Regions from separate parts of the Homo sapiens genome. Here region 1 is linked to region 2. Evidence: chromatin loops called from intact Hi-C (ENCODE). Cell type or tissue: ascending aorta. All regions are shown on one strand. Links, peaks and the distances in the headings refer to the core of each region. The heading gives the core; the rest is flanking DNA.

What was found. Peaks named below come from ENCODE experiments on the same cell type or tissue, not always from the same donor. Only the 100,000 strongest peaks of a DNase experiment are listed, where the experiment ranks them.
Region 1: a loop joins it to region 2, with 2.2 times the contacts of the local background. A loop is called at or near these places in 7 of 110 quality-filtered maps.

Annotation. Positions count from the first base shown.
Region 1 is chr2:39,564,997-39,570,372 of GRCh38, reverse strand. All of the region lies in intron 5 of MAP4K3-DT (MAP4K3 divergent transcript), which reads right to left. Among named protein-coding and RNA genes, the nearest start is that of TMEM178A, 98 kb to the left of the region's middle. In ascending aorta, for the core only: no CTCF peak of the experiment used is centred there; no DNase peak of the experiment used is centred there; H3K27ac peaks cover 3,732 bases.
Region 2 is chr2:39,510,859-39,516,234 of GRCh38, reverse strand. All of the region lies in intron 3 of MAP4K3-DT (MAP4K3 divergent transcript), which reads right to left. Among named protein-coding and RNA genes, the nearest start is that of MAP4K3-DT, 76 kb to the right of the region's middle. RefSeq lists enhancers at 1-7, 8-600, 3,833-4,127 and a silencer at 689-909. In ascending aorta, for the core only: a CTCF peak has its summit at 2,409 (motif pointing left); a DNase peak (open chromatin) is centred at 2,454; H3K27ac peaks cover 2,316 bases.

The sequences.
Region 1 (5,376 bases), core at 280-5,279, 54 kb before region 2:
GTTCTGATCTTTGATCCATAAGCTTCTCTGTGATTTGGGGCAAATTATGTAACCTTTCTTGGCCTGAGTCCCCCATCTGTAGATGAAAGTAAAGGAAGCATCTACATCAAAAGTTGTGAAGATGAAATTAAACAATGGATATGTCTGGTATAGAATGAGGACTTTGTAAATATTAGCATCATCAGCAAATGTCAACATATCTAATGACCTACTCACACTTACCTAGGAATATTAATTAGTGTGAATTGGTTTACTACATCGCCTTTAGACTCTGGGTGATAAAGTAGTCAAAGAACACCAAACCCAACGTTTGTACTCTTCGAGGAGGAAACTGAGGCTCAGTGATCTGCCCTTAAGCCCCTGCCTCTTTAATGGCCAAGCTGAGACCAGAGCCCATGGTTCCAGGTTCCAATTAAGTGCCCTTTCCACCATGGTATGCTTTCCTCTGTGAGAAAAGAACGTGGAACCACAGAAGGTCACACAGTGCCTAAGAAGCTCATGGTCAGTTACACACCCAGCTCCTAGACTGTGTTTGATTTAGGGTTGGAGTGACCAATTGCCTGAGTTTGCCCCAAACTGAGGGGTTTCCTGGGATGTAGAACTTTCAGTCCTAAAGCCAGGGCAGTCCCAGGTAAAGTGGGCAGTTGGTCACCTTCTTAGTTCATTTGCGCTGCTATAACAGAATACCACAGACTGAGTAATTTATAAAGGACAAAAATGTATTTCTCCCAGCTCTGAAGACTGGGATCAAGGTACCAGCTGGCTCTGTTGTCTGGTGAGGGGAGTTCTATGCTTCCAAGATGGCATCTTGGTGCATCCTCCAGAAAAAAGGAACAGTGTCTTCACATGGTGAAAGGGACAAAGGGAGGAGAGAGTATTGAAATCCTTGCATCGAGTCCTTTTATAAGGGCATTTAATCCCATTCATGAGAGCAGTCACCTCCTAAAGGTCACAACTCTTCATACTGTCACATTGAAGATCAACATGAATTTTGGAGGGGACAGTATCATTCAAACCATAGCAGTCCCTTTCCTTAAGGCAAACCCCCGATAAGTGTTTACTGAATAAGTAAACAAATGTCTCCTGAGTGCCAATCAAGTCTTTATATGAAAGCAGCTTGTTTATGCTGGGAAAGGGAGACATTTGAGGAGGGAGAAAAAGGAAGGATCTGGTCCTTTTTGTCAACAATGAGATATCTGATTTGCAAGAGAACTATCCTTTCTTGGTTAAAAGAGAAGATGCTCAAAATGGACCCTTGCTGAGAAAATAAAAACTGAAAATTAAAGATGAGCAACGATCAACTTTATCTAAAGGAAAAAAAGCCAAAAGATTAGCCAATAAAACACAGCCACAACCCAGATGCAGTCTTGACCTGGTTCATTTTTCTTGGAGGCCTCATCTGAGATGGGGAATGAGGGCTCTCCCTTCAACGTGGGGAGGAACAACTGCACCATTACAGGGCAAGGACATGCCCTGTGGCTGTACCTCCAAGCGCTGCCCGGAAAGAGAGACCCTAGTAGAGAAGCCAGTTTCAAGCCTGAAAGTGACACTGATGAATGGCAGAAATGGAAGGACAGAAGAAAAATTGCAGTTAGCCAGCTGTTTTCAAAATAATTGAAGGATTCTTATTCAGTGAGTCATGGTCAGCCTAGAAAGACAGGAAGTACAGAGCTATATTTCAGGGCCCAAGAATTAGCTGTGCATAAATAGCTATCACTATCCCTCCCAAACAAAACTTTATTTCCATGAAATCTAGGGCTGCATTAAACTGGAAAAAAAATGGCTTTCTGCCAGAATTTATGTAAAATTGTGTCTTAGCAATATGGTCTTTGTACAGTGGGTTAAACTCTGAAGCATGTGGAAGATATTTGTTCCCTTTTTAATGACAATAGTTTACTGCGTAAACTCTGCCTGATGATGAGAGGTAATAACCATGCCCATAGTTAATTTTTCATTCCTTTTTGGAAGTTTCCACTTCTATGGAAAACTTTTTCAGGTTATCTTGGGAAAATCACAGCCCTTCTCAGGACCTGTGTCCCCTCCTGAACCTGGTGAATAAAAGAGCTCATTCCTGTTTTTCCAGTCTATTTTATGACAGTGTATTAACGGAAATATTTCACCTATGCTCTCAACACAGCATTGAAGTTCCAAAAAATCTTAGACTGTTCTTAGAACTTGTTCTTAAAACCTGTAACCGGCCAGGAGCGATGGCTCATGCCTGTAATCCCACCACTTTGGGAGGCCGAGGCAGGTGGATTGCTTAAGCCCAGGAGTTCAAGACCAGGGAAACATAAGGAAACCCTACCTCTACCAAAAATACAAAAATTAGCCAGTCTCATAACCTGTCTCACAATAAGTAAGTAAGTAAATAAATAAATAAATAAAACCTGTAACAGACCCAGGGCAAGGCGAACAGGCAGGTTCCTTGAGCTCCCAGAAGCTGGGTTTAGAAGCCCCACAGACAGATTTGCCAGAATTAACCAGACCAACCCTCCAACAACCAGACACATATTAAAGGGGCAGAGAGGTTTGCATCCACCTGGTCCTTATCCAGTAGCTTTCCAATTGTTTCTATTGCCAATCCATGCACAAGTTATTCCTGCAGCTGGGCCAAAACCACTGAACCTGAAAGAATAAGGTCCTTACTGCCCCATGATGAAACTTGGCAGCAAGTCTGGGATCTCCTTCTTCAACAGGGCTGTGAACATGGATACCTTCAGCATGAAATCAACTAGCTAGGAACATGCTGGCTGTTCATTCCCATTCCTATCCACAGAATACTTTCTCTGATCTGCCACTGCTGCTTCCCCTGCTGCTTACCTAAGTATGCTCAGCAGGGCCAAGTGTAGGCAAAATTTAACCGTAGATGAAGTCTGCCTGAGAGCTTCCTTCCATTTCTCTTTGAGTACCCTGGCATGATTTTGGCTATGCCAGTGACCTCCTGCTGTCCCATGGTCAACAGGAGACCACAACCTAAGCACCCCAACTAGAATTGCCATTTCCATGGTATTATACTCTAGGCATTTCCCAACGGTTCCCTCTGTAGAATTACCACTCTCTATTCCATTCTTTCAGGACCTTTATGGCCGAGAAGCTAATGAATCTTAGTTAATGTAGATGCTAGAAAGGGATGCTGGTATAATATATTTGTACTTTAACTGTGCCCTTTGCTTTTGTAAAACAAAGAAATTATATAATAGTGGAACCAATATCTCATCCAAAATGCTCTTCTAAAAGTAGGAGAGCTGGGATTCAAAGTGGCCTGACTCTAGGTCGTGTTCTCCCACTGTTGCAAATGGATGGGGCCACACTCTAAGTTACATTTCTTAAAGATGTGATAGCTGTTTTGATCTGATGTCCTCCAGCTTTTTCTAATAATGCCTTATTTTGAGACATTCAGTTGAGCAAGAAATGTCTGGTGACTCTTTGCAACATTTTATGGTGGAACTTCCTGGCTCTCTCTAGGAGATCCATGATATAAAATAGGACTTTGCTTCAATTGCCATTAACCCAAGAGTCAGTCACTGCACTGAAACAACTCTGAACAAGAACCATCTTTCATATCTATTTGTGTATACTTTTCTAACTCACATGTTCCAGGATACAGACAGGCCTAAAGAATTCCGAAGACATTTCCAGCCAACTGAGCAGAACATTTCCCAGATTGCCAAGTGAAGCTGAGAGATATTAGGATAATTTGAACAAATAATCATGGACAGATCATTCCTGGCTCCCTGAGCCATGATGGTAGAACATGATCATTCTGCTTTCTCCCCAGCTCCTCGTGGCATTCACTCAGTCCAGAGTCCCAGCAGTTAGATACCAGGCTGATAATGTTGCGAATGCTCCCTTTTGTTTAAGTTGGAAATAAATTTTGGCAACTTAGTGAGGGTAGTTTTCATGAAAGAGAAAGCAGAAGCTGTCTTAAAAGAGTATGGGGGGAAAAAATGTCAGTAAGAAAGATACTTACTGCTTCAATCAAGTTTTGTTTTGGCTTTGGTTTGGGGGATTTTTCCCTTTCTGTATAAAGTCTCAATGAATATTTCTTAGGAAGAGGAGTAGAACACTGGGGTAAGTAATAGGGAAAACATTTGGTAACTGTTCCCTTTGTCTTTATCTCCTCTTCAGACCTTCTTCACTTCACTTTCATTACAGATAGAAAATTTATTTTATAAATCTAAAAAGAAAAAGAAATAGATACAACCAAATATTTCTTAGTAGCTCTCCTTCAATAATTATGCAAAATAAGAGAATGCTGTGTAAGCTGTTCATAAGTCAGAGCTAGGAAAGAATCAAACAGCTATCAGGTTTCATTATAAACTAAAAGTCTAAGTGCCAAGAGATTAAGACAAAATGGAAAGGGGGATGTCAGTGGGTTGCTGTGGTCATGAGCAAGCCAATGGTGTAGGAATCAAAAGGTCAAATATTACAGGAAAGAATGAACAGGTTTCATGGGTTAGGGTGGACTAGGGTCAGAAGCCAACAGGTCAGGTCCATCCAGGGATTGGCAGTACAAAGTGGAGACCCTTCCATGTGTCCTCATCCTGGGTGAAAGGCTCTATTCCACACTATTTATAAATCCTACCTAAGCAAAAGCCAGGCTGGGGGGTTAACCTGATGATAAAATGGATATTTCTGATAAAGAAAAAAAGAAAAGGAAACAAAAAAATATTGAACTCATAGGCATGCCAAATACTTGACATAACACTTAGTCTTTACAATTCTTGGAGAGATAACATATGTTATATTTTCTGGCTGCCTCACACCTTTTGTGCATCTTACTATGTTCGGGGAATTTCCCATCTTGTGAGTTTTGTGTCCTCAGAGTAAAGTCAGAAAATTTGCTTCCCTAGAGACCTTGGTAGTTGGAACACAGGCATGAAGCCCAGGATCTGCCACTAAGATGTACCCAACCTAGAAGTTAATTAGAAGTAATTAGCCAGAGGAAGGGCGTGATGCCTGGGACTCATTTGCTGACAAGGGTGGTAACAGGCTCATCTAGTTTTCTGGGGAACCAGTTGTTGTAAGATCAGTTCCTGGTCCAGAAGTATCAGTGCTGGCAGAGCTGCAGTAGAGTTTGAGGTCCTAGCAGCCATTTCATGCTCTGAGGGAAAGCAAGATCATCAGCTTCTTTATTGGGTCACTTCTGCAGCATAGTGTCAGGCCTTGACCCCAGAAGCTTAGCCTCAAGCCTGCCTCTCCCAACTACTTTGTACAGGCAATAATCTTTTTAATTAGCTCTTTATCTGTTCAATCAGCCACAGTCAGGTACTATTGCTTACAACTAAGAACCCTGAGTGTTAAAAATAAGTATGCTACTATGCCTTTTTACTAAAAAAAGACCAAAGTTGAAAGATGACAAGTTACTGGGCCCAA
Region 2 (5,376 bases), core at 212-5,211:
GTACACAGGACAGTGACATTTGCTACACAACAATGATCTGCTTTGTTTTCTTTTACCAGTATTTAATTTGCACTTTGTTCCAACAGGGACTTCAGGTAGCAATAACTGCCTTTCTGACAGCATTTTCACGCTCATTTTGGGCACTTTGAAGCTGACATGAATGCATATCGCAAAATCCTTCTGCAACCCCCGGCAATCCCTGTACATCCACTGCAGTTCTGCAGTGCAGAGACCCCCAGAGGCCAAGGCAGACCCTTTTGCCCCAACAGCTGCAGGACCCTATCAAAACTTAATGTGGTCCCTGCTGCCCCTGTCATTTCTTTGAGAAAGAGTGTGTCTCTCTGAATAGTGATCCACCGTCATGAATAAGTTCCTTCTGAAAGCCGGCTCATACAGCCCTTGTCAGGAAGAATCTCGCAGAGCCTGTCCACATATCCAGAGTCCATCTCTCTCTAGACTGAGAGGTCAGGGTTCATAGCTTTAGAGGAAGGGTAATTTTTGCCCCCACCTTTAGTCTAAACACAGCTAAACTAGCAGCAAACGCTATTGTAAATACAGAGGAAGTTGCAACTAGTGATCAGCCTTTCTCCTGGTGCCACTCAATCTCCCAGAAATAAGAACTAAAGCTTCCCCTCCATCAGTTTAAACAATCTCTTTGCTCGAGGCTGCAGATGCCACCACTGTTGGGAGCTAGCAGTGACAGGGCTGCTGCCTTGGGTTATCACTGTGGCTCAGGCGTCAATCAAATTGACCTTTTCAAATTGCACCAACACATCTCGCATTCACAGAAATGGTCTGCTGTGACCTTCACAACAATTGTTCCTAACCACTTTAGGAAGTTCTGGGGGAAGGAAGTAAGTAGGTAGGGCGGAGATGGCTGTATACATACCAGGGTCAGGAACACCTGTAGAGTACGAAAGCAACAGGAAGTCTGCCCAAGAGTCCCAACTTTCCTCCATGAAAAAGCGCTCTGTCAGATTCAGGCATTATGTTTCCATATAAAAGTATAACCCGGGTCTGGGAAATTTATAAATCATTACTTTTAAACTTTACAGAATCTGATAGCACGGGACTGTCAGGGAGCCAGGAATCTGCATTTTTATCAAGCCCACCGGCTGCTACTAGTACAGGTGGTCTGTGGCTCAGACTTTGGAACACTGTGCTATAAGGAATTGTGAGTCATTGTCAGGTTAGCATGGAGGAACTGGTAACACAGATGAACATTGCACCTGGATGCCAGGCCAGGCTTTGGCAGTCTGTATGACCGACCCTGGGTAAGACAATTTAATTCTCTGAGACTAAAGGCCTCAGGACTAGACAGAAGACCTTCAAAAATTTAGAAATAGCTTCTAAATTACGGCCCAAAGGCCTACAGATTTGGAGCACTGGTCCAAACAGAAGGACCAGGGTTCTGCAGGCATGCCCTGAACACTCACTGAAGTTCTTCGTTGCAGAAAACTCCAGCAGCCAAGGTGGAACCTCTTGCCCAGGGCTGCAGTCCTAGAACTCTGTGGTCATGGGATGCAAGAACTGCATCTTTGCTCTCAGCCATTTCCAAGTAGGAGAAAGGGAAAGGAAGAAGATTCTATTTATGTAGTGCATTATATGCATTATTTTTTAAATTCTCACTTAACCCTAGTATCATTAGTCTCCTTTTGAAGATGAGAGAATTGAAGATCAAAGATGTGAAATAACTTGCCCCAATTCCCCCAGGTCTCATGGCTATAGAATGCTTGAACTGAAATTTCAGTTCATGTCTTCCAAGATCCAGGTGCCATGTTCTTTCCACAAAACCATTCAGAACTGGAAGTTTTGCTGTGGCCATCCTGAAGGCCTGGCTGTTTGGAAACCCTCCAGATACCCTCACCTCTCCCTGACATCCATCCCACACCTGTTCACCACTCTACTTCAGAATCTCACACACCCTGGGTCTTTCCTCCATCCCTGACCTCCAGCTGATCGCTCAGCTGAACTCATTTCTTATCCCTACAACTTCTTGACTCCCAGTAATTAAAATACATCAGCTGCCACTTCTCCTGGGCTGAGGAGGATGTTTCTGGCCCACAACTACTCCAGCCACTGACTTCAAGATCAAGTCAGCTGGGTCCTGGAAAACTCAGTGTATCCCTAAGGATTTCCATGAATTGAGAATCTCTAAATGAATGCTTAAGAGGCATTTGTGCACTTACTGATTCTAACCCACACATACACAAGCACATACACACAAACAAATATGCACACACAATACACATACACATACACACACAGAGATCTCTTCTCAACTCAGGGCAGAGATATAGAAAACCCTCAGGGAGAAACCAGTGCCCTTCTATTAGGAGATGACACATCAAACTTCAACTTCCTAACAATAGTGATTATTCTGGGATGCTGGGCACCCCCTAGTGGGAGTAATGGAGAGAGAAGACAGACTGTTTTGGTGCTGTTCTCAGTAACCCATTCCACCCACAACTTCCTGCCCCTTCGCTGCCTTCTCTTTCCAGCCCATCTCACTGTTCTTGGAATGATTCATTCTTCCCACGATGATTGGGCCTTTTGCCCCATAAAACCCTCCCTCTCTTTACAGACATAATGGACTAAAACTAAGCAGAAGGCAACTCAGGCAGAACAGCAGGAAAAACTTCCTATGGGGAGAGCGATTAAAATCTGAAATGACCTTACAAGGCAAACTAAGTAAGACCTAACTGCACTGGGCAGAACAATAGAGAATATCTCAGAAAGATATTCTTGGAGATGAAGAGGATGAGGGAAAAGCTATTTCCCTGATTTCATATATTAATGCCCCCATCCAACACTCTCAGACTGATTTCATGACAATATAAATGCCCTGTGCTACATCTAACCCCTTTTAAGACCAAGAGAACACCCAACATTTATACATTTGAAATAAACAGATGAAGCCTGTCCCAGCAGAGTGGCAGCTCATCCATGAACTGGGCACTATGTAGTACTGTGGGACATTCTGAACATTTGTGTACTAATACCCACTCTTTTCAAGGCCACTGCCATAGCTCCCCACGACGGGATGAGTCCTACTATACTGTAAACAATAAAGTGTTTTCTGAGTGTTTACGTTATACCAGGCTCAAGATTCGTAAGCATTTTTAAGACATGCGCACATCTAGTTCAGTCCCTTCTCCAAACAAGGGCCTTAATAAAAGATAGGGAGAGTAACATATTTAAGTGCATGCGCAAAGAATCCTTCTGGGCATATTCACAGTTCTTATTTTAGTTAAGTATTTGATAACTTGTTCACTGGGTAAGGGGCCAGCCAGTCTCATCTTGGGGACCAGTGCCTGTCTCTAGTAGATGTGACAATTATACAGCACCCACCTTCATGCAGAGCTTTGGTTGTTATGATCTTATTCCTTCCTAGATTTGAGTCATCAGCTCATTAGTGCCCATTCAACTTAGCCTTCCTCTGATGAATCCTCTAAAACCTTGCTCATAATTTTACCGATACCAGCACAGGATTTTCTCTGCTATGCCTCCTGCTTCATCTGGAGCCTAGTGACTTGGAGAGTCTAATCTCACAACTGCTTACAATGTTAATCCCTTTCATCTCTTCTTTTAGAACCATGTGGTGATGTTCATCTTTCTGACAACCAAGAACCTTGGAAGAATCTCTCGCCTCAGGCGCTCCTATTTTTGTGCCTAGCTCGGCCGCCTTCCAAATCACCAGAGGCATCATAGAATGCAACTGTCTGTGGAGGGTTGGAGGACGAATTGGACACAAATTCATTGGACGGCTGAAGGAAAAAAGAAAGGTCAAGGATGCTCCAGCTTGGCCAGCCTCGCAGGCCTGACAGCAGAAGCTGGAATTCTTTCTTTTATAACTTGGGCTTGAATTAAAGGCATTTTTTTTTAGTCCAGAGACCTTTGGCCTTCACTCCAAACAGAACACTCAGTGGGGTGGAGCAAGGCTGTCTGTTGGCAGGAAGGGCATGCTGACCTCTGGCCCTAATGCCTTCCCTAACCTGGAAAGACATAAAAGCTGTGGTGAGTTAGCTGAGCCACCTGGAGGGCTCTGTCAGTATGTAGAATGTTCTAAATCATGTAAGGGGCCCTGCCTTTGTAAAGAAGAGTGGTGATGTGTTTATGGGCTCAGAGAAGAAAACATATGGAGAGAAAATGAGAATTAAGAAGAATAAACCTAACTAGTGGCTGCTTTGGGTGTCTAGAAGACAAGTAAAACTCAGAAAAGAGGCCCCAGTTCTGAGAGGCAGAGATAAGGGAACTTCCAGTACATCTGTCTCTATTTTCAGAAGAGATAAAAACCAAATCATAAATCTAAAGATGAAGGTACATTCATCTGGGGAGAGGACTAAACAAGCTGTTATATTTCAAACAGCTATTAGGATTGCAAAAATGAACACTTTTAACTTGCTAGTGGAAGCATTTCTTTCCTGCAAGTCACCTTGGATCAGATTAGACAACAAAGAGAAGATAACAAAAAATTATTTTTTTGTGCAGGCTAAGAAGCATTAATTTAGGCTCTTTGTACTAAGCTAGATTCCCGTCCTGGATGCTTTCCAAGAAAAAGCAAAAAGTGAGCAACCAGAGCAGTTATGGGAAATTCAAGTGTGTGCTTTGTTGGGAAGGATGAGAACGGGGGGTTCCGCTGGCCCAGAGCTGCAAACGAAATCAATGGTCTGCAGCTTGGGAGGTGACCAGAGGACCCAGGCCACTGGATCAGGCGCTCAGAGAGCCAGCATGAGCCTTCAAGGCAGTGCTTGTGGGCAGGAGGACAGGTCTGAGCTTCCTGCCAGTGCCTATGGCAAGTTGGATATGTATTTGCCAGTATCCCCAAGGGAAGGGGTTCTGTGCCAGCTGGAGCTCTCTCAGGAAAGACAGGTAGCTCTCAGATGAAGTCCAAGGAAACCAGGTGAGGGCTTGAATTGTGGCCAGCGAAGCAGGGTGTCTAACACCTGAGGAGGCCAGATGGGGGTCAGGAGCATTCAGGCAGGGAAGAAGGGGTGTGACATGCCCATGAAAGGTGGGTGTGGGCATTCCAGGGCCTAGATAATGTTTATGGAAGAGGTTTCTATCACAACACAATACAAGGCACTCTTGCTGTCCTAAAACCTTTTCTCCAGCTGAGTTTCTGACTCTTTTAAAGCCACAATGTAGGCCAGACATGGTGGCTCACGCCTGTAATCCCAGCACTTTGGGAGGCTGAGGCGGGCGGATCACCTGAGGTCAGGAGTTTGAGACCAGCCTGACCAACGTGGAGAAACCCTGTCTCCATTAAAAATACAAAATTAGCCAGGCATGGTGGCGCATGCCTGTAATCCCAGCTACTCGGGAGGCTGAAGCAGGAGAATCACTTGAACCTGGGAGGTGGAGGTTGTGGTGAGC